4 separate regions of the Mus musculus genome follow, and regions 1, 3 and 4 are each linked to region 2. Evidence: chromatin loops called from intact Hi-C (ENCODE). Cell type or tissue: left cerebral cortex. All regions are shown on one strand. Links, peaks and the distances in the headings refer to the core of each region. The heading gives the core; the rest is flanking DNA.

Region 1 (7,290 bases), core at 202-5,201, 160 kb before region 2:
GCCTCCGCAATGATTGGCTTCTTCCGCTGCCAATCATCAATCCCCGGCCTCCATCCACCTCCACCCTGTCCCTCTCGGTCCTAGCTCTGCGTCTAAGCACTGCCAAAACTCACCTGGTCTTTCCCGATGCCTAGAAGGAAATACCACGGGGGGAAACAGAGGCGACACAACGCCAGCACAGCCAGCACAACTCCTGCTAGACTCACTTCCGGCCGCTCTGGCCCTTCGCTCGTCTCGCTGCTCCCCGGAGGAGTTAGAGCGGGGAACTCTATTCGCGCTGCTCTCTATGGTCCTGGAGGACCGCTGTGGTTTGGGGCGGATGGAAGCTTGTGCATCTTGGTACCTGGGAGACTTTGACTTCAAGTAGTTGTGTTCCAAGGCCCTCTTGAGCGCTTCCCAGACTCCAGATCCGGCTCAGTGATGATCAAAGGAGGTGGGGGAGGGAAAGGAGGAAAGGAGAGAGAGACAGAGACAAAGAGAGAGAGAGACAGAGAGAGAGAGAGAGAGAGAGAGAGGAGGGAGGTGAGATTTCAGAGGACGCCCTCCCTGTAAGCGTGGGTGGACTCAGCCCACAGACATTGACTCACTCATTCTAAGCCATTCCCCACTTGCATCCCAAGCAGGGACTGATACCGACAGCTGTGGCTTAAAGTCCAGTGGGACAGTCAGACAGGGACAACCCAGAGCGGGCAGGGTCGGGAAGGGAGAGCCCAGAGGACATTGAGCCCGTGTTAGGGGGCACCTGACCCAGCTGGGGTGTGAGGACGGGCTTCCTGAAGGAAGGGACACCTGTGTTCCGAGACCTGGGCCCCATGAATGACTTAGTATGACTCATTTCCTGGAAGGACAGTTTCACCCCGTTCCAACTTGTAGTTCTGTGATTGCTAAGGAAATAGTTTAATGGTCTTATATATTTTTTGTTCTTGCTCATTTCCTTTGCCTATTCCTTTTAACAAAGATTGGCTCATATCCTTTGCCCATTTTTTCGAAATGAGCAATTCAACGGTTTTTTAAATTAAAAAGGGGGAGGAAAAGGAGATGAGCATCTTTTGATTACCGCCCATTTGTTGGAGTGATGCTTAAGGGCTGATGCTGTTAGTCACTTCATTAGGCTGCAAATCTTTCCTTCGAGTTCATACTTTTAAAAATTCTCCATTTAAAATTTTGCATGCATTTACCAACGTATTCTCCATTTTCTTTTGGTCTTCGTGTATTGAGAGAGGGCACGCCCAAAGGTCATCATATGTAATCCCTCTATATCTTTTTTAATGTTTTCCTAGTTGTGAGGTGTGTGTGTGTGTGTGTGTGTGTGTGTGTGTGTACAAGCACATGCCTACGCTGTGAATTCTAGGCAGAGACACTACTATTGAGCCATGGCCCCAGGCCTTTGGAAGTGTGATACAAAACAGAACTATTAATAGTAGCCAGGCGAAATGGCTCACACATTTAATCCCAACACACGAGGCAGAGACAGGCGGATCTCGGTGAGTTCGAGGACAGCATGACCTACAGAGTGATTTCCAGGTCAGCCAGAGCTACAAAATAAGATCCTGACTCAAAACTAGTTAATTTATCAAATTTAATAGTAAGTAACCGTTGATCCTAGGAAGGAAAGGGGTTGAGCTGCCAAGGAATCAGAGTGCCGTGCATAAGCCTTGCCATTAGAGGGCGCGCCTGAACCGTGTGTTCTGTGAAGGAAGCGCTGACAGAGGCAAGTTCCCACTGAATGCCTTAGTTTCTCTACCTGGAATCATTTGCTGAGGTTAAAAGGGTGCAGTAAGACCGCAGTGAGTGGTGGCAACCACCAGCACGCATGTAAACCCAGCACCGAGAACGCTGAGGCAGGAGGACTGGAGCAAGTTCCAAACTAGCTTATGTCCTACTTAGTGACTTCCAGCCCAGCCTGTGCCACAAAGCAAGACCCTGAACAAAACAAACAAAAAAACCAAAACCTCTGGATGTATTGGTGTCAACCCTAACACTGGAGAAGCAGAAGCAGGCGATCTATGTGAGTTCAAGGGCAGCCTGATCTATACAGTGACTTCCATATCAGCCAGGGATACATAGGAAGACTCTCCCACTACCCCCTCCCCCATGAAAAAAGAACCAGGGACTGGAGAAATGGCTCAGAAGTTAAGAACACTGACTACTCTTGCTGAGGACTAGATTCACAGCATTCACAACCATCTGTGACTCCAGTTGCAGGGGATCTGACGCCCTTTTCAGACCTCCTAAGGTACCAAGTACACAGAACACTCATACACATAAAACAAAACAGAATTACATGCCATTTAAAAAATAAAATACAAGGACGCGTGTCTCTGAATCTCTGAAATGTCAGAGAGCGAGCGTGTGTGAGATACCAAGCTAAGTAGAATCCTAACTCCGTGTGTGAGATGTGTTTCTCCCACAGGGCAAAGGTATCCCAAGTCTTGAACCTGCAACTCTCGTCTCTACCGCCAGGGGTCGCCTGCGCCCCGCTATTATAGGATTCTCGGGTGGGTTGGGAAGGACCACGCGGGATGCTCAGGACCCAGCGGGAAGGCGGCGAGCATCCCTACCGCAGCCAACCTGCGTCCCGACCGCCCACGGCTGTGACTTTGAGTCGTTTGCATTAGTCAAGGGCGGGAAAAGTTCCTCCTAGTTCTTCAGCATCCCCAAGTTTGCTTTCTGTGTTCAATTTCTGCACTGAGCCTTGCATATCCAGATCGAGGTCCTCCCACTCGGGGGCTTTGAGTTCAAATGATCCCACTTTGAGTTCAAATGATCTCTCTTAGCATCCCGGTCAAGCTTTCCTCCTGGGTTTCTTCCTCCTGTATCAAGTACGGTTCTGTTCCCCTCTGCACTCCAGAAGGGATGGAGAACTGGGGGCTTGGACTAAAAAGGAGCTGGACAGCTGGAGACCCTCAAAGGTTCCGCCTGCGGCGGCGAGGGTGGGGGACCACAGTGACCAGGCCGGCGTCCCCACCCGCCTCTAAACTTAGCCGCGGTGACGGCGATCGCGGCGGGCCGGGGACACAGGGGGCCCGAGCAGAGAGGGGGGCTGGCTCGCCTCGGCTGTGAGAGCTTCTATTTATAGTGCCCGGAGCCCGAAATAGCGTGGAGCAGAGCGGCCTGGATGACGCGGGAGCCGCCCGGGGCTGACTCACCCGGCCCGGAGTGGAGGCCCCCGGATGGGGGGACAGTGGAGCGCACCGGACCCGACCCCCGCGCCTTCACGGACACCTCTTCTACTACTGCACCTCAATGTGTCCACTGGGACAATGTGTCCGTGGATGAATAGATACACAGCAAAAGATGTTTGTAGCAGAGGCACTGCAGTTGGATTAAGGGAAGAACTTCCACCAAAGAAATTGGACCAGGTAGGAACACGTGCTTCTCACTAGGAGGAGTACTGAAATGTTTTAGGCATGGCGGCGCAGACTCATTGACCACAGACAGCCATCGTTCCATAACGTGTCTTCTGTACTGCCCCACCCCCACCCCCAACCCCTGGAATGTTCCTCCTGCCTGGAGTGCTTATCCCTGCCTCCAAAGACTTGAGAACTCATACGCTTACTTTAGAGCGCTGTCCCTCTGACCTAGTGGCCTGGGATAAATGAGCGGTGTCCAGGGCAACACGAGACAGAGCTAAAGATAAATTTAATCTAGCCGATTAGCATGGATTGAAAAGTGATGGCAAGAAGGAAAAATGGATCCAACAGCAGCTTGCTTTCTGTCCCTGCAGCAGGTGCCATGTGCAGGTGTGGCCCGGGAGCCTCGTTTTAACCCCGGGAGGGGCGCACTGCAAACCATGGTTAGTGTTGCACTGTGTCGCCTACACCTGGGCCACCTGGTCCTCAGGTCATGGGGGTCCTAGCATTGGGGCCTTAGGGAGTCCGGGAGAGGTGTGATTACCAAAGTACAACCCAAGGCGCCCTCAGCCCCGCCCCCCTTAAGGACACAATCACGTGTAGACACTAAGCAGACTTTATTGTGCTTCTTTGCTGAGTTTATGGAGCCTGCAGGGAATCACAGCAGACCAGACACAGACAAAAACGTGAGAGAGAAGGGTGATGGCTCATTGAAGCCCAAGGATGGTGTCTTGCAAAGACTTAACAAGTCTAAACTGGATGTGGAGGCAGGGACTCAGATGCGAGCCCTCCCCAGGGTCTGAGGCCAGAGGACGAAAGGGTACAGGCCAACTTGGGCTACTCAACAAGACCCTGTCTTCATAAAGTCAAATAATGGCCTTAGAATAACTCTGTTGGCAGAGCATTTGCCTCGTCGACAACGTCATGGATTCAATCCCCATCACTGCATAAACTGGCCATGCAGAAAAGGCTGCATGAAACAGTCTGCCTCAAAAAAAAAAAAAAAGCAAAGTATGGAGTCAAATAGGTAAATAGTACTGTACTTTTTTTTTACAACTGATTTCTTTTTACATTTATTTATGAGGGGACATGTGCACAGCACTCACATGCAGTACAAAGAACAATGTTCTTATGAGTGTTTTTCTCCCTCCTTCCTTCCACGACACGGGACCTGGAGGTTGAACCCAGGCTACCCATCATGCTTGGTGTCAAATATCAAGTGTCTTTACCCACTGAGCCATCCTGCTGGCCTGGTGACTTTTATTTTATTTCATTTTGTTATGTTTTGTTTTTTTGAGACAGGGTTTCTCTGTGTAGCCCTGGCTGTCCTGGAACTTGCTCAGTAGACCAGGCTAGCCTCAAACTCACAGAAATCTGCTTGCCTCTGCTTCCCAAGTGCTGGGATTAAAAGTGTATGATACCACTGCCTGGCACCTGGTGACTTCTTTGTATTTAATTTTAATTAATTAAAATTAATTAATCTACAGCATGCTAAAAACAGCAAAAACAGTGACACTTCTGACTGAGTTCTGAGGCATGTGGACTTTTAGTAAACTGTACATGAAATTTATTACTTTAATGAATTGTTGCATGTCTCTTGAATTTATCCTTTTTTTCTTTCGTATGTATGTATGTATACATATGTATGTATTTGAGACAGAGTCTCTCTATGTAGTCCAAGCTAGCCTGGAACTCCCTATGTAACCCAGGTTAGCCTTGAGCTTACAGAGATCTGCCTGCCTCTGCTTCCCAAGTGCTAGGATTAAAGGTGAACACCACCATATCTTTTTATTATTTATTATTATTATTATTATTACTCTCTTATTTATAAGTTTGTGTGTGTGGTGTGTGTGGGGGTGTGTGTGTGAATGCAAATAACAAAGGATGGAGGTCAGAGAGCAAGTTTATGAAATCAGTTCTCCTCTTTCATCTTTACTTGGGTTGCCTGGTTTGGACGGCAAACATCTGCCAGCGAACCATTTTTCCAGCCCAACTCCTCCCCACCTATGTCACCCTCTCTGCCTCTCTGCCTGTCTCTTTGTCTCTCTCCTTCTCCCCTCCTCTGTCCCTCTCTTTTCTCCCTCTGTTTCTCTCTCCTCTCCTCTTACCACCCCCCCACCCCCCCCACCCCCCCGCCCAGTGTCTAACATAAACCAGACTAACCTCAAACTCTATGTAGCTGGAGACAACGTTCAATTCCCAATCTGCTGCCTCTCCTCTCCAGTACTGGGATGACAAATTCAGCCACATCTGGTTATGCCTCGCTGGAGGCAGGAAGTTTCACCCATGCTAGGTTAGCACTGCGTCCACTGAGCCTCATGCCCAGCCTGGGACTTCTGATTCTGTAGATGAATAAACTGGGACTCGGGAGGAAGGGGGCTTTACGTCATAGCCGGGCAGCTCCAGGGCTGGCATCAGAACCAGAGCAATCTTCCAGACTGTGGCCTCCTGTCACTCAGAACGTCAGGCCACTGTCTCTGATGTCCTGTCTCAGATGGAGGACATTCTACAGATGTGGCTGTTTTATTGTTTTATTATACTAACTGTTATTTTTTACAACTGATTTTTTTTACATTTATTTATGAGGGGACATGTGCACAGCACTCACATGCAGTACAAAGAACAATGTTCTTATGAGTGTTTTTCTCTCTCCTTCCTTCCAAGACACGGGACCTGGAGGTTGAACCCAGGCTACCCATCATGCTTGGTGTCAAATATCAAGTGTCTTTACCCACTGAGCCATCCTGCTGGCCTGGTGACTTTTATTTTATTTCATTTTGTTATGTTTTGTTTTTTTGAGACAGGGTTTCTCTGTGTAGCCCTGGCTGTCCTGGAACTTGCTCAGTAGACCAGGCTAGCCTCAAACTCACAGAAATCTGCTTGCCTCTGCTTCCCAAGTGCTGGGATTAAACGTGTATGATACCACTGCCCGGCACCTGGTGACTTCTTTGTATTTAATTTTAATTCATTCATTCATTCATTCATTCATTCGGGACAGGGTCTCTTGTAGGCCAGGCTGGCCTTGACTCTTGATCCTCCTGCCTCACAGCCTCAAGTGCTGGGATGACTGGTGTAGGATGACGTCACGTCTGGCTGTGTTCTGTTTTATTTTGCAACAGGACCTTGCCATAGAGGCCCGGCTGGCCCAGGAAGAAACCAAACCCTCCCCCAAATACCAGCAATACTCCTTCATCAGCTTCCCAAGTGGTGAGGTCATAAGTGGGAGCCACCATCCTTGGCTAAAGGGTTGGGTTTCCTTGACAATTTTACTGTGTTAGAGAGAGTGGGGCATGGGCATGCCTTGGCACACCGTGGAGGGAGGCAGCTCTCGCCCATATTTACACGGGTTCCAGGATCTGTCTCAGGTTCTCAGGCTTTCCTGGCTCGCACCTTTACCCTTTTCCCTGCTGAGTTATCTCCTAGCCAGAATTTGAGGTTTTAAATTGCTTTGCTTTCTCCCCTCCCCGCCCCCAAAACAGGGTCTTGCCCTGTAGCCCAGGTTGGGCAGGAACAGGTAACAGGCATCTCTCAAGCTCTGGAGAACTAGGTAGAGTGTTTTCTTCATAAACTGTAGACAAATGTAACTCTGCTGAGAATGTTACAGAAACCAGCAAAGCAGAGAGCCTGGGAGGTGTGGCTCAGTGGGAAGGCCTCTGCTTAGAGTCCCCACCCTCACCCCTCCCCTGCCCTCCCCTGTTGGTTCCTCCAAAAAAGCTCCTGTTGCAAAATAAAACAGAACACAGCCAGACGTGATGTCATCCTACACCAGTCATCCCAGCACTTGAGGCTGTGAGACAGGAGGACCAAGAGTCAAGGCCAGCCTGGCCTACAAGAGACCCTGTCCGGAATGAATGAATGAATGAATGAATGAACTTTAGGAGCTTTGCTGAGCTGTGGTACCCTTTGGGGATGCAACAGTGAAGGAGGCGCAGATGCT
Region 2 (7,290 bases), core at 1,085-6,084:
AGGTGATTCTTCTGCCTCTGACTCCCAAGTGCTGGGATTGCAAGTGTGAGCCATACAGCCAGATAATTATATAGAGATAGAATCTCTTTATATAGCCCAGGCTAGCCTTCCTTCAACTTCCAAAATGTCTCATGCTCCCAAATGCTGGGTTACTAGGTTAGACCAAACCTCCTTCCATCCATCCTTTCTTCCCTCCCCTTTCCTTCTCTCTTCTTTGCTTCTCTTCCTCCCTGTTCCCCTCCATCTTCCTTTCTGAACAGGTGCATAAACTGAAGGCAGACAACCAAAGGCCCAGAAGCCAGGACCCCAAGTCTTCAGCAGGCTACCATCATTGAACTCACGCCCATCCTCCACACTTACCCATGCTGAAGATAACTTCTTTGGTTTTCCTGTCAGGAAAAGATGCAGGGGAGAGAAAGAGGGGTAGGGGAGAAGAAGAAAATAAGTGTTTTAGCAAGCATATGAGATAGGACAAGGAATACTTCCCCTAACCCCGGGGCTCTGCAGGTCTGGAACGAATAATCAGGCGAGTAAGGAGCAGAGCGCTACCTCTCTGCAGGCCCTGTGCTTTGCTCGTTGGATCTTGAAGAGCCTAAGACACAGGCCCAGAGAGGCAGAGATCGCCAAAGGGTCACACAGCACGATGTGGCAGGCACGCGATCCTGGAAGACCGGAGTCACTAGGGACCCTCCCTCCTAGGCAACAGCAACAAAACGCTCCCCGGCGCTCCTTCCCTCCCTACCCAGCAACACCCCAAACTTCAAGCAGCCAGGAAGACGATGAAAAGTTCAGAGGAAGGGGCGTGTCTCCACCTTCTCTTCCTGAGGCGAGAAGGGCAGGAGGAGGGAGGAGGGGTGCTGAAAGAGGGTCTCACCCAATTCCAAAACTACTCATGGCGGCTGCTGGCGGAGCTTCGGGTCCGGGGTGGAGCCCGGACCGGCCCCGCCGCTTCCGGCCCTGGGAGTCGCCCGCGCCACCGCCCCTGCCCCGCCCCCCGCGGCTGACCCCTGCAGGCGTCAGGTGTCACTGAGTCCCATTGCCGGGACCAAGGAATCTAGACACAAGACTCTTTGTATAGGGTGAGGGGTAGATGACGGTTGATAGCACAGACTCAGAGGTGTGCTTGCCTGAGATCAGATCTCCCCAGTTCTGCCTCTTTTTCAAAGTATGAACAAGTTGCCCAACTTCTACCTCGGGTTCCTCATTTCAAAAACTGAATAGAATAGCTACACTTCCTAGCATGATTGTGAGGTTGATAGCTGCTAATGCGGGCAATCATCTGACTGAGAATGTGATTTTATTATTTCAGGAGACTTGGGTTTTGTCTTTAGACTTACTATAGCCTACTCTTAAGTCCTTGCTCCTTCTACGTCAGTATAGTTCCACCCTTACACATTGAGCCCTGCCTCTAGATACTTGACCACGTCCACCACTGCACACACCCACACCCTCTTTCTAACTTAGTACTGGACTAGCTCTGTCTTCTTGTCTGTGTTTGTCTCTGTCTCTTAAGACAGAGTCTCAAGTAGCTAGGTTGTCTTCAAACTGTAAACAGCCAAGGACGACCTTGAACCCGTGATCTTCTCTCCACTTACCAAGTCCTGGGATCAGAGCTGTGAACCCCCATGCACCGTATGTATGTATGTATGCATGTATGTATGTATGTATAAATCTGAGACAGGGTTTCACTGTAATCAAGGCTGGACTGAAACTTAAAGTGTAATCATGTAACCCAGTCTGGCTTCAAACTCCTGGCATCCTCTTGCCTCAGCCGCCGTTGTTACAGGCTTGAGCCATGGTCACTCCTGGCTTCCCTCTTAATAAACAATGTCACATCCACCTCTTTTCTTGGGTCGTATTAAGCAATCTGACTCTATCCAATTTCACTGGACAGGGTCCCAACGTTTTCCAAGCTATCCTGTAAGATCTGACACACACACCTAAGCCACGCCCAATCTTAAGCCACACCCACTATACCAAGCAACCTCTTTTGAAGTAGGGTTCTTGAAATGATAGGTCCCCGCCCTAGGTTCTGGTTCTACCAAGTTAATTCCAGTTACACCCCCAAATTCTGACCATAATCCTACCTCTGATTCTTACATTCCCTACAGAGACTCTTGACTGTTGTGTTCTGACTCCACCAGAGTCACTCTAGGATATAACCTCGTGGCCAGGGGTCTGGCTTTAATTCCCCATACATTCCCTTGCCTGTCTAGGGTTGGGGCCCCACCCGCGAACTTACCCTTCTTTTTTGGCGCTACAATTACTACTGGAAGATGTGGTACGGCTACGGGGGTCCTCGCGACGCACAGAGGCCAGGCGCTCAGGTGATAAGTAGCGACGGCTGCTGCAGAAAGACCAGAGTGATGAAGGCTATACCGCAACGGTATAGCCCTGTTCTTCAGCAAGGTCCGAGAGGAGCCTGGGGTCCCGCTTTTCTTGCCTTACCTACGGCCAGAGCTCGCCTCTTTCTTGGGGGAAGATGGGGAGGTGGCATAGCCGCCCACGCGTCGCGGGGGTCCGGAGCCATTGAGGGGCGTCCTGGTGGGAAGGCCTTTCAGGAGCTGACACACTGGAGCAATAGGGTTAGATATGAACATGAGGTCATGCCTTTGTGCATCGTCCTCATACCCTCCACCCCGACCAAAATACCCGAGGCGGTGGTGCCCAGACGCGGGGGCGCCCGGCCCTTAGGGGTGCTCCTCGCACGCAGCGCCGCGCCTTGCTCTTCGCATGCCCGCAGGCGACGCAGCGCGTCCGCCAGCGCCGCCTTTAGGACCGCCAGTTCATCTTCTTGCAGCTGCAGCCGCTGCTCCAGCGCCGACACGCGGTCGTCCACCTCCATGCCACTGGTGCCGGACAGATTATCATCTAGAAAGCCAAGGAGATGCGGGCTGCAGGGGACCAGGAGGTGGGGGGGGGGGGGGGGGGGAGGGACGGGACGGGACGGGACGGGACGGGAGGGGTGCGGGGGAGCGCTCCAAAGACCAGGAGAGTCTCTCTGGCTTTTCGGGGTCTGTCCGGGACCAGCCCCACTCTCTGCTTTTCCTGCAACCTGGGGCCGATGAGGATGCGCGGAGATGGGCCGAAGAGGAGGGTTCCGGCAAGGAGGAAGGAAATCCCCACCTCCTCTCTCTACCACAGTGTCCTGACCATGCGACCTTGGGGGAAGTCCCTCTTTTTCATACAGATTCCACCAATTCCGGGGCCTCGCTTTGGTTTTAAGATTCTGTGACTAAGATGTGAAATATCCTTTAAGTCGTATCAGCATTTTAAAGATGACATCAAGCTATTCCCAGTGACAACGTTCTAGAACGCTCTCCCAACGTCCTCTGATGAACGACAATATTCTGTCACGGGTACCAACATTCGCTCGCTGTATCCAAGACTTTTCAAGCTCAAAAGGTCCAGTCCTGTTCATCCCTTCCCCTCGTTCTCCTCTCCAACGGGTTCGCCCCGCCAAGAAGCCCTAAGGACAGAGCTTCTATGACCCCTGGCGGCCGACATGGGGATTACAGGACAGAGATGACACCCGATCGCTTTCCCCACAGGGAGTTTCTGTCCTCTGGTCCCACTTTATGTTGCCTCTATAGCCCCACCTCAGATTTAGCTCTTTTCCTTCTCTTCCGTCTATTGATTCAGTTTTAAATGACTCCCTCATCATTTTCCTTTCCCGTCCTTCCTCCCACGGGGGTGGGGGATTCTAAGTGGCCCTCCTCCACCTCCCTTCCAGACCACTCCTACCCAGACTCATTGCTGAGACAATCTAGGAGACCCTGGCTTCCAGCCCGTGTCAAGTAAAGATGGTAGCAGGAACAGCTAGCGGGCTCGGAGGTCTCACTTGCCATCCCGAGTCCTGTGTCCGTCACTAAGCCAGCCGCGCCTGCCCGCTGGACTCACGCACTGCAGCCTCCTGTTCCACCCCCTCCCTCTCCCTCCGTGATCCAATCGCCTGCCTTGTCCTGCCACCCCGTCCTCTACCCCCACCCACCCAGTGCTCCGCAGGTTCGGTGTCTGGACCTGCAGAAGGAGGGGGGAGGGGGGCTCTCGAGGTCGGAGGGAGAAGATTGCAGAGACTTGAGACCTCTATCGGGAAGTCCCAGGGTCCTGTGAAGAAGACGGTGTCAGGGAGTTTAGAGATAAGCCAAGGACTGCACAGCCAGTAGGGGGTAGGGGAGCCAGCAACCCACCTTATTTTGAGCCCTTTTCTACCTCCGGTAAATAATGTTACCGTTGGAAATACAAGAGCTAGGCCCCACACTTAACATGTTTCCCACATCATGATATGAGCTTAATAAATCCAAAATAAGATGAACCAATAAATATGGCAGCTATCCCACCCCCACCCTCTACTCTGATGGCTGTAGAGGCCTCATCAAGGACTGTCATCCAGAAGATCCCAGCCACTTGATTCGGACACAGCTTTTCTTTCAGGACCAGAACCCATACTTGGCCTAGCCTGAGACACCCTGTGGTCCTTAACCTTTAGAAGGTAGATGGGGGATTAAATAACATTCTAGTTCCTTTGCCAACTCTAGGGGTCCCTAGCAAAGTGTTTGTGTGCCCAAGGGAGTGACCTCCAAACTCTGAGATGATCCTTTGGCAAGGCCCCCTGATTGACATGGGGGCACATTGACCCTGAACGGTCGTCAGCTTTCATCTGAGGCCTTGCTTGGCCTGATGGTCCCACCCCATGACTCAAGCTCTTGGCTTCCTCCTGGACGTTTTCCTGGCCTAGAGACCAGTGTCCACTCTCCGCGTCTCTTTACCTCTCCACTCCTCCAGCCCAGCTCCCCTCGTACTAAAATGGCCCTACTGGCGCCATACACATTTGTCTAGGGGAGAAGAGGATTCTACCTGGGGTGGGGAGAGGGGGCAGAGGCAAAGCTGAAGACAGTGCAGTGTACAGAAAGTCTTCTGCTGTTTTACTATTCCCAAGCCCAGCCCTCAATTCAGCATTTCCCCCTGCTATGCCCAAAGACAGGGAAGGGTCCCGGGGAAGGGGCTGAGGAGGTAGGGGGCAGAAAGAGTTCCACATCGAGCTGACTCCCTACCCCAACCCCAGGTCTGCCCTCTCCCTCACAGGCTCCTCTACGATCTTTACCCTTCCCTCTGTCTGGACACCTTCGGAGCAGGTGTTTGTTGGGATAGGGGGAGCAGGATCGTGACTTTGGGGATAAAGGACCTTGTTTTGGGGTCAGAATCCTGTTGATGAGGAGAAAGGGAGAATCTCTCACAAGGGAGGAGATAAGGACTTGGAAGAAAAGGGTTGGGGCAGGAGGAGGTAGGTCCACCCTGGGCGGGGCCAGGGTCTGAACTAGGAAGGGGGCTCTCACCGTTGCAGTATTGCAGCAGAGAGGACGTGTCGTAGAGGCCGCAGAAGGCCGGGCCGCGCTCCGCCATTGCCCCACCACAGCCACCGCCGGCCCCCGCAGCCCCAGCTCGGGCCCGGTCCCCCCCCCAGGCCCTGCCTCCCGTTGCCATAGCAACGCCCTTCGTTCCAGCATCCCCAGCACGGCCCACCCAGCATCAGGCGGCCGGCTCTGAGCCTGGCACAGGGGTCATCCCCTAGGATGCCCTGTAAGGGTGTCGAGAGACTGCTCTGTCCGTTCCCCCAACCCCCGCAACAGTCTTCAGGTCAGGATTGGCTGCGTCGGGGTCCCCCTAGGTACTGTCTGGTCCCTCCCACAAACCTGAGTGTATTCTCTCTACACCCTCCTCTCCCGTTAGGAACCAATGAGAGTCTGTCGCGCAGGCTCCTCCGCCAATAAGGATGCGGACGGGTTTGAAGGGGCAGGGTCCTTCCTGCTTTTCATCCTGAAGCGTCGCCCCTCAGCTCTGGAAGGAGGATGGGGTGAAAGAAGACACTCCTATTCCCGAAAGCCTCCTCTAAATCTTTTATCTGATTTCCCATAAGTCCCCTCGCACGACCAGAACTTGACATTGAAACCTTAAATATGACAGGTTATTCTATAACCTGCGCCTGTATCCTAGCCGGATCCCCGCTCCTTGTTTATTAGAGCTAGACACGCCCCCAGGGCTCTTAGCTCCACCCCCTAAATCTAGAAACAACAAAAGTTCTAATCCCGCCCCTAGAGCAAATAGCCACACCCCCTTGAACATCTCAGGACTGGAACCTTGGACCAGACGCTCTAGTAGAGTTAGCCCCGCCCTCAGAATTTAGAGCCCGCCCTCAAGTCATTAGCCCCGCCCTAACCTTCCAATCCACTTCATCCACAGAAGCTATTAGCTCCTACAATCCTCCTCTCTCAGGAAGGCGTTATCCAGTCCGTATTTTGACAGAGACCCAGTTGTGAAACCCGGGACCAGCTGGCGGTGTCAGTCAGAGCAGGCTCGGAAACTGGGGAACTAGGAGGGAAGGAGGGGGTACAGAAACTGACAATGGATTTAAAGATGGGGCCGCCTTTCCCAAGTCATGACCCAGACCACGGGGTTCATTTTGCTTTGTTTTGTTGTCTTGTATTTTTGAGTGAAGACATTACTCTATAGTCCAGCCCAGCCCACACCCTACCCTGCGCCCGCTCTGCCATACCTGGGTTTTTTGTTGTTGTTTGAATCAGGGTCTTATATAGCCTAGGCCAGTTTTGAACTCCTTACCTTCATGCTCTGTCTCCATTTCCCAAAATCTGGAGTTACAGGCCAGTGACTCCATCCCTACCTATGTTAGTTTTTTTTTCTTCTTCTTCTTCTTCTTCTTCTTCTTCTTCTTCTTCTTCTTCTTCTTCTTCTTCTTCTTCTTCTTCTTCTTCTTCTTCTTCTTCTTCTTCTTCTCTTTTTCTCTTCTCTTCTCTTCTCTTCTCTTCTCTTCTCTTCTCTCTTTCTCTCTTCTTTTCTTTCTTCCTTCCTTTCTTTCTTTTTAAAGATTGGGTCTCACTATGTAACCTTGGCTGTCCTGGAACTTGATATATAGTCCAGACTAGTCTCCAACTCAGTAGAGCCTCCTGCCTCTGCCTCAGGACTGCTGGAGTTAAGTGTCACCACAGCCAGACCTCTGGCTCTGGGTTTTTGTTTGTTTGTTTTGTTTTGTTTTTTGATGTATTCCTCTCTGTTGTCCAGTCTAGCAAAAAACTAAGTAGCCCAAGTTGCCTCAGACTTGTGATCCTTCTGCCTCAGCCTTCCAAGTACTGGGAAAACATTAGCTTCACTCCTAGTCTACCTATGGTTTGTTTTGATATAGGTCTCATGTACCTGAGGCTGGCCTCCAACTCATTACATAGCTAAGAGAATGGTGTCTGATGAGTTTCTAATATTCCTGCTCCAAACCCTCTG
Region 3 (7,290 bases), core at 1,093-6,092, 50 kb before region 2:
CTGGACTGTGTAAGCTGTCTCCTTGAGGCATCCACCCTCAGGCAATGATTACCAAAGATCTATTAAAATGTAACTCCCCAGGCCCCACCCTGCCTTAAGGAACTACTGCAGTTAACAGTTGCTGGAGGAAGGGAGACTTATTCTTCACTGATAGCTCATGCAATGGTCAGGCTACCATAACCCCTTGCCAATGCACAGCCAACCAACTCAACGGACTTAGAAATAATAATAATGCGCCATCTTGTTCTTTGTTTTTGGAGACAAGGTTTATCTGTGTAGCCCTGGCTGTCCTGGAACATTCTCTGTAGATCAGGCTGACCTCAAACTCAGAAATCTGCCTGCCTCTGCTTCCTGAGTGCTGGGATTAAAGGCACCTGCACCACCACTACCTAGCCATAAGGCACTATCTTTAATTTCAGAACTCCAGAGGCAGGGAGGTCTCTCTGAGTTCAGCATGGTCCACACAGCCAGCTGTAGACTAGCCAGGGCAACCCTGTCTCAAGGAAAGAAAGAGTCATGAAATAAAGAGGGCTGGCTGGAAAGAGGAGGGATCAGTAGAGTGGGCAAGGAAGGCTCACAGGGGAACACAAAACAGTGAAGTTGTTGAAGCCATACAGTAAGATGTATAGATTTCCATGCCTGTACACCTGCATGTGGCAGTGAGAGACGGGGATCAAAAGCCTGAGGTCATCCTCTAGTACATGGCAAGTGTGAGGCCCGCTGGGCTACGTGAGAGCCAGTCACAAAAAGTTAGTAAATTATGCCTTGAGGCTGAGCTGTGATTCAGTGGTAAGGTTCTTACCCAGTGCACACAAGACCCTGTGTTCCATCTTCAAGGCCACACACACACTCACACACACTCATCATACACACTCACACTTACACTCACCATACACACATGCAAAGCACATGCACACTCAGGCATAGGATCAGAACCTTCTAATGAGCCCTGCCCCTCAGGCAAAAAGCCCAGGTGTTTCCAGTGGTCAGGCCCGGTCCTCACGTGAGCGCTCTCCGAATTGCCTTGGTCTCCTCCATTCCATGTGCAGAGGCAGGGCGACCTTTGAAGAACCCCTGCTTACAGAGCTCCTTTCACCTCATTTCTTTTCTTCCACAAAAGTTGTTGCCACCTAACAGGCTTTTATTTTTTGGTTTTGAAACTGAGGCTTATGTTACAGTCCAGGCTGGCCTCAAACTCAAGGTACTCCTCCTGCCTCCGAGTCCCAAGTGCTGGAATGTGTCCCCATGCCTGGCTAGACTTCCTACTTTATATTTTAGGCATTGATTCTGGTTGTGGCCTATCTTCGACGATAGGAATCCCTGAGGCCTGGATTTCTTTACATCTTCATATTCCTCACAGTAAGACAGCATTTCAGGCTGCATAAATGCACAGAGGACATCCATACAGTGGGAGAGCAAGGCCACTGCAGCCACTAAGGACTAGGTGCCCTACAGGCTGGGAGAATACAGACTGGACCACAGTAGGCAGGCACTAACTGCTCCTGTCTCTCCATAGCCTCTGTACAGAACTGGAAACAGAGGCTCAGGTGGGTTATGTTCCCCTGCCCAAAGTCATCATTGAAGGGGCAGGGTAAAGCCGTTCCCTAAACCACAAAGCTAAGACTAGTCCCAGGACTTGGAAGAAAAGCAGGAAGCTGAACAGGCCAGGAGGTCCAGAGTCCACAGCTAGGCTCTGGCACAAGCCTCTACCATGATGAACTGACTGTAATGGAGTGTGATCTTGGAGAGTGACCAAATTCCTGCCTGCGATGGCTTACTTTTTTCTTCTATAAATTTAAGTTGTCATCCCTGGTTTGTGTCCTGCAGATCTTGGAACTCACTTTATAAGTAAAGATACTTCATAACTTGCACTGACTCTCCTGCCTCTGCCTTCCAAGTGCTGAGATTGACAAACATATGGGACCAGTTTGTTTGTTTGTTTTGTTTTGTAGCCAGGGTTTCTCTGTGTAACAGCCCTAGCTGTCCTATAACTCACTCTGTGGATCAGGCTGGCCTTGAACTCAGAGATCTGAGATCTACCTGCCTCTGCTTCCCAAGTGCTGGGATTAAAGGCGTACACCACCATGACAGGCTGGTTTGTCTGTTTAGTTATTTATTTATCTTTGGTTTTGAGACAAGGTCTCATGTAGCCCAGACTGAACTCAATCAGGTATCTTAAGGTAGCTGACCTGTTCCTATTGTCTCAACCTCCCAAACACTGGGATGTGAGTCTATACCATCATTTCTTGCTTCAAAATCCCAAAATTTCCACTGCAAGACCTTTGGCCCAGGCAGAAGCTCCACCAAAACCCAAAATGACCAAGAATCTTATTAAACACACATGTGGAGGAGAAAAGTCAAGGGTCCCCTTAGTGCCTATGTTCCACCCTTGGAGCCAACAATGTCCCTCAGTGGTCTGGTGAGATTCTCCTCACCCTTCAGTCTCAGTTGGAATATTCCCTCTACCCGGAAGTGCTCTTTGTACTCTATGTCAGGTCAGGTACCTAGTGGGCTCTGCCATCCCATCTAGATTGTCACTGTATGAGTCTTGGTTCGACAGACTGGTACTGGCGTAGATAGACCCTGTTGTTTTATAAGCAGGGTCAGCTCAAAACAAACACTCATCATATCATTTATAAGCTACATGGGGCGTTGGACAAACATGAACGGTAGTTCTCGGTAAATTACAAAGACTTCCCCCTCGTCTCTGCTTTACAGAGATCAGTCTTTTCTAGGAGCACACATCTGGTGCGTTTGCGAAGCAAGTGAGGTCTTTGCTCAGGAGACTCCCTTGGCTCACCCGGCTGCTCTAAACTCGAGTCTGCCTACAGTTCCTGACATAATGCGGACATATTAGGACCGTATCTTTCCCAGTGTCGGGCTAAGAAGCCTGCACGGTGCGGCTACCGAACGAAAAGGATCGGTGTGAGGAAACTCATAAATAAACGGAAGGACGCCCATTCTGGGTTCATCCTTTTGCCAGGTCGCAAGATTCCAACACTATCACGACCCTAACTCAGTGTAAAACTAACGCACAAGCTCTGTGCTCTAAACCCAGGGTGATACGCAAATCACCCACAGGGCCGAAGGGAAACTGAGGGACAAACTGGGGTTTCTGTAGTCAAGTGTCTCTCTTAAGGATGGCTCCGAAGCGGATCGCTAAGGGGACTTCTTCTCGGTCCCGCCCCTAACTTCTGACAATAAGCTCCACCCTGGTGTTTCTCACACCTCATCCTATTGGCTGGTGTAGACGTCAACCGCCAGAAGCCCTCTTCTCTATTGGCTTGCATTCCAAACTCGCGCGGTGACGCCCCTGACTGCTCTCCCTTCTTCCCTATTGGGTCAGTGACACGCCCCTCTAGCAGAAGCCATCCTCATTGGCTATAGCGTTTTGCCGGTTCGCGCCGGGATTGGTCAAGCACAGACGCCGTTCCCCTGAACTAGAAAGATCGGGAATGGAAGGGCTAGAGGCCTTGGGGTGAGACTCACGCTGGGCTGGCGGTAGGCAGATGTAGGTCTTGAAGAACTCGCTGCGGCGGGCAGCATCCTTGATACGGTTGGCCAGCGGCTTGCTAACCTGCCGGATGCCCAAGTAGAACAGCTTCGCCATGGGGAACGCGCCCACCACCATCTCGGCGGCCGCCCTGGGGCACGCGCAACCTTGCTGACTGGGCGGGGCGCCGCCGACCTCGCCGTTCCTCCCCCACCCGCCCGTGGGCCGTGCGTGCTTGCGTAAGGAAGGACTTGCCTACGTGCCTACGTAGGAGCGTGCGTTTGCACGCTCGCGGCGGAGGTGGTGGGGAGGGTGTTTGTCTGCTGGGGGGGGGGCGGGCGCTCGTGACGTCGCCGCGTCGACGCCTCGACGTCCGTACGTTGGGTATGCAAATGTGCGGCGGAAGTGAAGCGTCAGAGGGCGGTGCCGTTAAACGGCCGCTCGTGGGAGCGTGGCCGGAGCCCTAGTCCCGACGTACTGACGTCACCGCGTCTTGCGTGATGTCACGTACTGAGTCGATTTCCCTGCCCATAGGAGGCGCCTGGTGAGTCCCAATTAAGTCTAAAGAGTCGGGGTGCGCCTTCCCGGCGGTTAGTGCCCTCGCCGGGGAGGGGAGCGAGTCAGCGCGTAGTCATACAGACCTGCCGCTTTACTCACTCTCTGAAGTTGGAGGAGTGACTCAACCCTTCAGGAAATCGGTTCGTTCTTTTTTTGTTGTTGTTTTTTTTCCCCTAATTGTTTTTAAAAGCCGGTCTCGTGTAACCCAGCCTGGCTCCGAACTCAATGTGTAGCCTACGCTGTCCTTGGAACTCCTGATCCTCCTGTGTCTGTGCCGCAGTGCGGTGCTGGGATCACAGCCCTGCGCTACACGGCCCAGCATTGATGTCAGCATCCCCGTGAGCAAAATGTCACACATAACAGTACCTGTCTTGTGTTTTCTGTGTTGTGAGGCTTGTGTCTCTGAACCCCAAGGCATTTCCCATCTTAGGAGGGGGGCTCCACCACTGAGCAAAAGACTCCAGCTCCTCCCAGGGGGGAGGGGGTTAGGCGGTGACTCTATCGCTGCGCCATGCTCACTGAGTGGCTCTACTAGTCAGCTTTGTGTGTGAATCCTGAATGTAAAACACAGGAAGTAACTACATGTAGAGCATGTCCCGCAAAGCCCAAATGTGCACTACAGCTAATCCATCCTTTTCCCAAGTAACCGAGTGAAAGACTGAGGGTCCCATAAGAACGGGGTGACACGGGGCTTCTCAGCCACCACATTGCCTAATATCACTGGTTCTCAAGCAGCCTGACTTCCTCCTTTGGAGGGTAAGGGTCCCCAGGGAGCTGGCTCAGGAAGGAACTTTAAGGACATGTCCCAGACTGTCCTCCCTTACCCAGCAGGGAGCAAAATCATATAAACAAAGTCAAGACTTAGTTGAGAGAAATTCCTGGATGGTGGCGTGAGGATGGGTAGTTGGGGACGGGAAGGGACCGGAAGGCAAAGGAGCAGAGGGGTCGTGGCTATCAAGAGAAAAAACTGGTGACACATAGCCAAGGGACCCCGGACTTTCCCATCAGTGCCTTTGGTCAAGTCCTCGCATCAGGGGACCCGTGCTTCATTTATATTGGTGGCAGCTGGGCCTGGTGTCACACAGCTGTCATGGAAGCACTCAGGAAGCTGAAGCAGGAGGATGGAATGTTCTAGGTCAGCCTGGACTACATAATGAATTCAAGGTCAGCCTGGGCAACTTAGTGAGTCCTGACTCAAAATAAAATGTACAAAAATAAAATAAGATGTCCATCAAAGAGGCAAAGTGTAGCTGTGTTTGGTAAAAGCTCCTGCCTAGCTTTTATAAGACCCTGGGTTCGATGTCCACTACTGGGAAGAAATCAGGAGGGCTGGAGAGATGGCTTAGTGGTTAAGAGCACTGACTGCTCTTCTGAAGGTCCTGAGTTCAAATCCCAGCAACCACATGGTGGCTCACAACCACCCATAATGAGATCTGATGCCCCCTTCTGGTGTGTCTGAAGACAGCTACAGTGTACTTACATGTAATAATAAATAAATCTTTAAAAAAAAATCAGGAAGAGCATATGTGACCTTGACATCTAAATTATTAAGAATGTCCGGATTTTTTTAAAGATTTGTTTGTTTGTTTATTTATTTATTTATTTATTTAATGTGTGAATACATTGTCACTGTCTTCAGACACACCAGAAGAGGTCAATAGATCCCATTACAGATGGTTGTGAGCCACTATGTGGTTGCTGGGAATTGAACTCAGGACCTCTGGAAGAGCAGCTAGTGCTCTGACCGACTGAGCGATCTCTCCAGCCCTGAATGTCCCGAGTGTTGAGAACCACTTTTGCAGGAGTCCTTCTGAAGACGTGTGTCTGGTGAGCTCCATGGTTTCTTTGGACAGCACCTTCCCCTTCACTGTTCATTTTTAGTTATGTGCATATGTGTGTACCTGTGTGTGGGGTATGTGCACATGAGTACTGCCCACAGAGGACAGAAGAGGACGCTGGAGCCCCTAGACCTGGAATCACAGGTATTTGTGAGCCACCTGACATAGTGCTGGGAACAGAACTCAGGTCCTCTGGGAGAGCAGTCCATCTCTTAACCACGGAGCCATGTCTTCAGAGTCGCCACTTCCCATTCTACAGACATCCCAACTGAGGCTCAAGCTTCCACAGGACTCAGGGTGGAGATAACACTTCTTGAGTCGAAGTCCAGGGTCATCTTCTAACCCTGGTGGCCAAAGGACCTCCTAGGGAGTCTAGGATCTCTGGGAAGGCTTTAGGAAACCTCTAAACTGGTATGTAAATCTTCCTTTCTGATTGTGTCCTTAGTTCTCAGAACAGCTTCCAGCACACAGTAGGTGTTCAATACATTTTGTTTGTCTTGCTTTGTTGCAAAGACAGAATCTTGTTATACAACCCAGTTTAGCCTCAAACTTATGGTCCTCTTGCACTGGTCTTGAGGGTTCTGGGGCCTGCACCACCATGCAGAGATGCCTCCATCTCAATCTCCTTCCCAAATCAGTGCTTTCTGAAGCCCCTCCACTCCACTCACCTTTCCTACCCACAAACCTGCTTCTTTACTAAGTGCTTTTGCAGCCCCCAGTCCTCTTCACGCCTTCTCCTCAGTTCTCTGAGAAGGGTTCCATGGGACTTTTCAGATGAGAGAGAGAGAGAGACACTCTGTGTGTGTGTGTGTATGTGTGTGTGTGTGTGTGTGTTTGTGTGAGAGAGAGAGAGAGAGAGAGATTTTCCCATCTCAGCGGCCTGTTTCTACACCATAGAGACATCTGCCATTTCTTGACTCCAGGGGTGGAGCAGGCTAGCCAGAGCCAGGCACTTCCTCTCCCTCCTATTTGGTGAAAGGAGCCACCGAAGCATCTGGATCACCCATTAAGACACAAAGAGGAAGGGATATCATTAGCTACATCAGGCAGGCAGCCCTGGCCACCCTGGGCGTGGGAATAGACAGATAGGGGAGGAACAGGGAGGCCCCACCCAGCACTGTAAGACCTTCCACCCTTTGCCCTGCAGCCTCTTCAGTGACTATCCTGGACCAGGGCGTGGGCTGGTTCCCAGAGGCCCTTTCCACCCAGGCCCCTTGGGCACCCTTTTCCCAGAATGGGCTCAAGTTACACAATCCCTCAGGCTCTGTGTTTCTTCTACTGTCTTCCTTCAACATAAGTCCTAAAAACTGGTCCCTTCTCAAAAAACAAAAAACAAAAAAACCCAAACTGGTCCCACTGGCATGGTGGCGTGCCTTTAATCCCAGTACTCAAGAGGCAGAA
Region 4 (7,290 bases), core at 732-5,731, 120 kb before region 2:
AAGTGGGAGTGGGTTGGTAGGGGAGCAGGGGGGGGAGGGTATAGGGGACTTTCGGGATAGCATTTGAAATGTAAATGAAGAAAATATCTAATAAAAATTTGAAAAAAAAATGTTACCCAGGTTGGCCTGGATCTCACTACCTCAACCAGACTGGCATGTGACTCTGCTGAGATCTGCCTACTTCTGCCTCCTGGGTGCAGAGGACAATTTTTGGAAGTTAGTTCTCTTCTTCCATCTTGTGTATTCCAGGGATTGAACTCGGGTCATCAGGCTTGGCTGCAAGTGACTTACTTAGGTGTCTCCCAGACCCTCTCGGTTTGATTAGTTAGATGCTGCACTTCATGCCTGACTTTCACACTATGTAGATAGAGCAATGTCTATAACATCTCCTACAATGATATATATATCAAGAACCAAGTGATCGGCTGGTGAGATGGCTCAGTGGGTAAGAGCACAGACTGGTCCTGAGTTCAAATCCCAGCAATCACATAGTGGCTTCCATTCCCTTTTATGGATTGTCTGAAGACTGCTACAGTGTACTTACATATAATAAATAAATAAATCTTAAAAAAAAAAAAGCCCCAGTCGGGCATGGTGGCGCACACCTTTAATCCCAGCACTTGGGCGGCAGAGGCAGGCGGATTTCTGAGTTCGACACCAGCCTGGTCTACAAAGTGAGTTCCACGACAGCCAGAGCTACACAGAGAAACCCTGTCTCTAAAAACAAAACAAAACAAAAAATCAAAATACAAAAAGAGAGAGGGGGAAGTGAGGGCGCAATAATCTTAACATTTCTGTGGTTGTCTTTGCTGTAGTCTATTCTGATAAACAATGCTGGCTTGCTTCCAAGGTAGGAAGTAACATTTCTTTATAGAAGGTATTTGCTCTGTTTTATTTTTCTCTGTTTTATTTATGGTGCTGAGGATGGAACCCAGGGCCCTTGGCAAGCTAGGCTAGCTGTTTACCACTGAGCCATACTCCAGCCTTGCACTGGGGGATTCTAGGCAAGGGTTCTACCACTGAGCCACACTCCCCACCTCCATCCTTCTCTGGAAGATTCTAGGCAGTTCCATACCTAGCCTTTGATCTTTTAAGACGGTCTTACTAGAGCTCAGTTTGACTTTGAACTATGTAGCTGGCCTGGAACTCAGGCCTGGAGCTCAGTGCTTGGATTACAGACATGTGCCACCAAGTCTGGCTGCCCATTAGGCATTTCTGTGGCAGGCGTTGATGGCTATTAAACCCAAGCCTTGTATATACTAGGCAAGTACCCATCCACTGAACTACAGCCCTAGCATGGACCTCACAGGGAATGGCTGACATCTGGGAAACACTATCACAGAGTATAATAATAAAACCGTAGATGCTTTTCAGATTGAGCATTTCTGCTGGGTCACACTTGGAAAACCTTCTTATTGTTATCATGAGTATGTGTGCATACATGTGGAGGTGAGAGGATGACGTCATAGAGACAGCTCTGTCTCCCATTCTTTATTGCCAATATTATTTTATGTTTTGTCTGCGTGTATGTTTGTATACCAAAGTGCATGCAGTGCCTGTAGAGACCAAAAGGGGGCATCCCTGAGACTGGAGTTAGAAGTGGCTGTGAACCACTCACTCTGTGGGTGCTGGGAATCAAACCCCGGTTCTCTGGCAGAGCAACTGGTGCTCTTAACCACCGAATCAACTTCTCCAGCCCTGCATTGCTTTAATCTTTTGGTCGATTCCCCCAATCCAACTCATACCGCCAAGTCTGAGTAGCAAGTGCCTTTATCTGGGAGACTCACTGATCTTATTTTTTTTTCCTTTCTTTTTCTTTCTTTTTTTCTTTTTTTTTTTGAGTCAGGTATGATTATTTAGATGGCCTCGAACTCACAGAGATCCACCTCCCTCTGTTATGCCAGGCTTTTAAAAAACAACATTTATTTTTGAATGCATATATAGGGCTGTGCAAACACAGCCTGAAGGAGTCGTTTCTGATTGCTCACAACGTGGTTCCAGGGATGGACCGCGGGTGACCAGCTTGAAGGTAGGTGCTTTCACCAGCCCCAAGAATTTATTTTTTAACTTTATTTTTTTAATTAAATGATTAAATGACACATGTTCATTGTGGGTAGTGCAGGTATGCGATGGAGCACATGTAGAGGTGACATTACTGCAGGCGGTCTCTCTACCATGGGGATTCAACTCAGACCACTGCTTCCTTTACCAGATCATCATTCTTGCATCCCCCAATCATTTCTTTTTGTTGATGGTTTTGTTTGTTTGTTTTAGTTTTGGGGGGTTTTTAAAGTTTTTTTCGAGACAGGGTTTCTCTGTATAGCCCAGGCTGTCCTGGAACTCACTTTGTAGACCAGGCTGGCCTCGAACACAGAAATCCACCTGCCTCTGCCTCCGGAGTGCTGGGATTAAAGGCGTGCGCCACCGGCTTGATGGTTGTTTTGAGACAGGGGCTTTCTACATAGCCCTGGCTGTCCTGAAACTCACTGTGCAGATTCACCTGCCTCTGACTCTTGAATGCTGGGATTTAAGGATAACATTATCGCTAGAGGTTCTTTTTGTTTTGTTTAATGTTTTTGTTTGTTTGTTTTAATTCTTTTCCGTGTAGGAAGATGTACGTGGAGGGACTTTAAAACACAGAATGCAGTGAATTTTCCACAGGACTCTTTATTACAGTGTAAATCCAAGCTCAAGGCTCGCCTGGGCCCCATGCAAAGCCCCAGCATAGGGGTTGGTGGCTTCAGAGGCACCAACCCCTCACGGCGCCTCCAGCGGTGGGTCACGGAAGTGCAGGGCAGCGTCCTGACTATTCAACTACAAGTCCCAGCAGGCTCCGCGGCCTTTTCCTGGACTCTTAGAGCAGAGCCTCTTAGGAAATGTAGTCCGGGTCGCTCAGGCACTTCCCACTGGGAAATGGCTCGGCCGAGTGGGAGAGGGTGTGGATGCACGGGAAATGGAAGGGAAGAGGGCTGCTGGGGTATAGGCAGGCGTCCATCGGGCAAAGACACCCCTCTCATTCGGCTTTGGCTTTGGATCCGGAGACTGATGCTGTTGGGGCAAGGGTTCCGGTCCCCGGGATCTTAGCTCGGATCCTGAGGGAGCAAAATTAGGGGCCATGAGGTGTGACTTGAGATGGAGGAGGTGCAGAAGATAGCACCTGCCCTCCACCTGATGACCTGCTTTGAGATAGGAAGTGGGGAGCTGGGGGCGGGGCGGGGGGGGGGGGGAGACAAAAGAAAACCCACAAGCAAATATCCCAGGCTCCACTCTCCTCCCTGTCATCTTCTCATGTACTTACTTAGCTTTGATGTGGCTCAACTGATTGGTCACCAACCCCACATACTGGTCAATCTGGGCCTGGGGAGACCAAAGAGACAAAGAGGGTTCTGGGTAATTGATGTAGGATGCTTGAAGGCAGCATCCCACATTGAAAGAGGTCCTGGCACTCCAGTTTCAACTGTGAGAACCATAACCGACTTTCTCTCTCTCTCTCTCTCTCTCTCTCTCTCTCTCTCTTTCAAGACAGGGTTTCTCTGTGTAGCTCTGGCTGTCCTGGAACTCACTCTGTAGACCAGGCTGGCCCCGAACTCAGAAATCCACTTCCTCTGCCTCCCAAGTGCTGGGATTAAAGGCGTGTACTACCACTGCCTGGCATAACCGGCCTTTCTGCCTTATTTGTTTCGAAACGGAGTCTCATGTAGCCTGAGGTGGCCTCAAACATGCAATGTAGCTGCAGCTGGAATTACGTATGTTCACCACCACAACCTGTTTTATGCACTGCTAAGAGATTAAACCTGGGCCTTCGTGCTAGGTAAGGACTCTATTAACAGAGCTACAACCTCTGCCTGGTTTTTAGTTTTTCAGACAGGGCTTTGCGACATAGCCCTAACTGGCCTTGAACATGCAATGATCCTCCTGCCCCGGCCTCCTGGGTCCTCAGATTGTTGATGCTACACCCACATATCTCAGACCTGAGGGTTGGCAGCTTGGGCCATGCTCTGATTTGGGAGTGACATATTAACAGTAGTTTAATACGAATTTGAATCCACCTTACTTTTTTGGTGGCACTGACATTGAACTCATGGCCTTCCACAGGCTTTTACGTGAGAAATGTTTTACCTCCCTTCCTTGAGCCATGAGCGAGCCCCTCACTGGTGGAGTCTATGCAGCTGGTCTGAAACTCATACCATCTTCCTGCCCCACTCTCCGAGTGCTGAGTGTCTACAGAGCTCCTGACTCTGCCTGGGACATGATGTCTGTGGGACCTTGGCTATAGAAGGGAGGCAGTCACACCACCCATTTTTGGCTTCCATGTCGGCAATGGAGAGCTTGCCATACTCACCTGATGTTGTCTGTACAGAAGGGGGACGGTAAACAAAGCAACCACTCCTACAGATGCAGAGAGAGAGATGGGGGATGGGGGTGTCAGGTTCTCCTGGCAAAGGGTCAGCTCCGTTGAGGGCTTTTCCACTCCCGACCAAATTCCCAAAATAACGACTCTGAGACTCAATATTTCATGAACAAATGCTTGGGCTAGCTTGGGCTTGTTCCCTGACAAGCCCCTATCTCATTTAACCCGTTTATTCTATTCTATGAATGCCACATGGCTGGTTACCTCGTCTCAGTTTCATGAGACCCTCTCATCAGCACTAGGGCAAACCCTGATTCTATTACTCTCTTCCTGCAGGAGCTCGGGCCCCCTATTTCCTCCCTAAGCTAATAGCCCAACAGCTTTTGATTGACAGGTGATGCTTCCACACAGTGCACACGAAGATTCTCTTTACCCTCCATGTGGAGCCATATTCCACCCCCCCAACCCCCCACCCCTCCCAACCTCCCGTTCACCCTCCACCCCGCCCCCCTCCCGTGGCCTCCGCCTTCCCAGCTCACCTAGGATGACAAGAGTCAAGCCGTTGAAGATGGCTCCCACAAAGGTCAAGATGTAGAAGAGAAGAGCCAGCTGTGGGGTAAGGCTCGATGTCAGAAAGACATACAGGTTGTTGCCCCACCCCCCACCACGGGCACAGAGGAGAGAGTTGAGAGTCCCGGAGCAGTTTTGGGGGTACCTTGAGAGAATCCACCAGGTCTTCCACTAGGAAGAAATGCCGTAGCTGTGTGGCTGTGGAGACCACGTGGGAGGCGATCTGCTGGGACAAACGTTCTGTCTGCTCCCGAGTCAGGGTCAGGTCCATGTCCAGGTAGGCCCTGATGGGATAAAGGGGTGTGGTGTGGTTCTCTGTGTGGGCGGGGCTCGAACTTGGGTAAGTAGCTTTCTAAGAACAGGACATTTGGTAGAAAACCATTGTTAGGGCTGAAGATTTTTGTAGAGAGGGCTGAGGTCAAGTTTAAGATTAGGAAAGAGAATCAAGAATTATCAAGGATAAAGGGAGAGGTCAGGATTTACAGGGGAGCAGGGTTCATGGTCAGAATGAAAATGGATGAGAGAGGGCAATGCGTGAGCTGAGGTCAAGGGTCACAATGGACGGTCCGTCGGCGGGGGCTGGGCAGGGCCAAGCATTCTCACTGGAAAGGGTTGGTGCCGTCGCCCCGGTGCACGGCCTGCAGCACTTTGCGGTAAACCCTGAGAGAGATGGTGGCGCAGAGACCCAACAGGGCCAGGTGCGCAGCCACGGACACGATGCTAAAGTGCAGGAGGCAGAGGAGAGAGGCCATGAGGCCCGTGAAGACCGCTCCCGACGTCCTGGTGTCCTTCCAGTACAACAGGTCTGCCACTGTGGAAAAGAAGACAATGTTGGGACCCGACCTGACCAAGCTCACTCCCTTTCTGTTTGTTTTTTAGAGATAAGGTCTCACTATGAAGCTAAGGCTGACTTCAAACTATGAAACCCTGGCTGGTCTTGAACTCCTGATTATTCTAATTCATCCTTTCTTTTTCTTAGACTGAGTTAAGTTTGACCGGCTTCAAACTCAAGACAAATACTCCTGCCTCTACCCTTTAGTGCTTCAAGGAGGTGCTAAGGATCAAATTTAGGGCTTCATGCATGCTAGGTAAAACCCAACTGAGCTACTTCCCTGACCAGTCTTATCTATCTGTTTGTCTGTCTGACTGTGTATGTATGTATGTATGTATGTATGTATGTATGTATGTATGTATGTATGTATCTATCTATCTATCTATCTATCTATCATGAGTTACATCCCTGACCAGTCGTATCTATCTGTCTGTCTGTCAGTCTGTCCATTTACCCACCCATCCATCTATCCACCCATCCATCCATCCACCCACCCACCCACCCATCTGTCTGTCTGTCTATAATCTTTTATTATATATTATATTATATTATATTATATTATATATTATGATTATATTATGAGCTACATGCCTGACAAGTTTTATTTATTGGAGATATGGTCCCACTATGTAGTCCTGGCTGTCCTGGAACTTTCTATGCAGAACAGGCTGGCCTTGAACTCACAGAGATTCACTTGCCCTTGTCACTGGAGTGTTGAAATTAAAGCTCTGTGACACCATGCCTGGCTTTGGGGCTATATAATACTCTATTGTGGCTGCGACATTCTTCATTTTATTCAGCTCTGAACTCAATGTAGGGAGTATTCTCCTGTTCTGTACCCCCTCTTCTGTAATATCTCACGTCTGCACCCCCTGAAACACACTCCCAAGTCGGAATATCATCACTTGGGTGAGCCTATTCCCTATTGTTTAACAGGTGTAAATTTTGTCAGATCGATCACAAGGAAAACTAACAATTTTTGTTCGTTGTTATTGTTCCTTTTCTGTGTCAGGGCCTTGGGTAGCCTTGGCTGACCTGTAACTTACAGCCGCCCTCCTGCCTCTGCCTCCCAAGTGCTGGGATGATGACAGGGGCGTGCCATTTTTACCAAAAAATTTTTAAAGTCCTAGGTGTATGGTTAAAGTCCTGATAGTCTGAATCATTAACACAAACTACTGACCCCTCCCAGATGTGTCCAGCTCAGTTCCTGAGCTGGGCCTGAGCTCCTGGTGGGGTACCTCCAGCCCTTAACGGTTCATCTTAAACCCTACAGCCCTCCCAAGAAGCCACACCCATTTGCGTCCCAAACTTTGATTTCAGTATCCTTCCCGTTTCCTTCTAGCTCCCTTCCTTATTGCTCTCAAGACAATCCCTTCAACTGGCCAGACACTCTGCTGTCCCCCTCGCTTCTGTACTCGTTATACTTATTCTCCCAGACAACACTAAAGAGCAGCCCTCCTTTCCTTATGCGGGGGCCCTCCTAGTCTGTCTCCCCAGACAGATAACAGCGGGTGGGGGAGGGGCCGGGTCGCCTGAG

What was found. A loop is a pair of places that touch in the nucleus more often than their neighbours do. Peaks named below come from ENCODE experiments on the same cell type or tissue, not always from the same donor. Only the 100,000 strongest peaks of a DNase experiment are listed, where the experiment ranks them.
Region 1: a loop joins it to region 2, with 4 times the contacts of the local background. A loop is called at or near these places in 9 of 42 quality-filtered maps.
Region 3: it touches region 2 in a loop (2.0-fold over the local background); 11 of 42 quality-filtered maps call a loop at or near these places.
Region 4: a loop joins it to region 2, with 3.0 times the contacts of the local background. A loop is called at or near these places in 18 of 42 quality-filtered maps.

What each region holds. Positions count from the first base shown.
Region 1 is chr7:19,338,020-19,345,309 of GRCm38, reverse strand. Ercc1 (excision repair cross-complementing rodent repair deficiency, complementation group 1) reads right to left here and starts at 239. Exons shown (of 10, transcript NM_007948.2): 1 at 114-239. In left cerebral cortex, for the core only: CTCF peaks have their summits at 1,665 (motif pointing right) and 2,470; DNase peaks (open chromatin) are centred at 2,488, 3,207, 3,693, 4,069 and 2 more places; H3K4me3 peaks cover 1,944 bases; H3K27ac peaks cover 2,222 bases.
Region 2 is chr7:19,174,808-19,182,097 of GRCm38, reverse strand. It overlaps Eml2 (echinoderm microtubule associated protein like 2), which reads right to left and starts at 5,677. Exons shown (of 22, transcript NM_001347582.1): 1 at 5,337-5,677; 2 at 2,653-2,871; 3 at 2,449-2,572; 4 at 2,243-2,347; 5 at 361-389. The coding sequence starts at 5,484. It overlaps Mir330 (microRNA 330), which reads right to left and starts at 633; the gene lies at 536-633. In left cerebral cortex, for the core only: CTCF peaks have their summits at 2,781 and 3,502; DNase peaks (open chromatin) are centred at 3,863, 4,716, 5,069, 5,673 and 4 more places; H3K4me3 peaks cover 3,952 bases; H3K27ac peaks cover 3,491 bases.
Region 3 is chr7:19,224,784-19,232,073 of GRCm38, reverse strand. It overlaps Opa3 (optic atrophy 3), which reads right to left and starts at 3,685. Exons shown (of 2, transcript NM_207525.3): 1 at 3,490-3,685. The coding sequence starts at 3,631. In left cerebral cortex, for the core only: CTCF peaks have their summits at 4,021 and 5,536 (motif pointing left); DNase peaks (open chromatin) are centred at 3,328, 3,957, 4,451 and 5,032; H3K4me3 peaks cover 2,910 bases; H3K27ac peaks cover 2,324 bases.
Region 4 is chr7:19,291,518-19,298,807 of GRCm38, reverse strand. Rtn2 (reticulon 2 (Z-band associated protein)) reads right to left here. Exons shown (of 10, transcript NM_013648.6): 5 at 5,525-5,732; 6 at 5,067-5,205; 7 at 4,891-4,960; 8 at 4,343-4,389; 9 at 3,299-3,357; 10 at 2,644-3,092. The coding sequence ends at 3,014. Gm51441 (a long non-coding RNA gene) reads left to right here and starts at 5,727. Exons shown (of 3, transcript XR_003946609.1): 1 at 5,727-6,009. It overlaps Gm26802 (a long non-coding RNA gene), which reads left to right. Exons shown (of 3, transcript XR_881870.1): 3 at 121-548. In left cerebral cortex, for the core only: CTCF peaks have their summits at 1,576 (motif pointing right) and 2,772; a DNase peak (open chromatin) is centred at 2,808.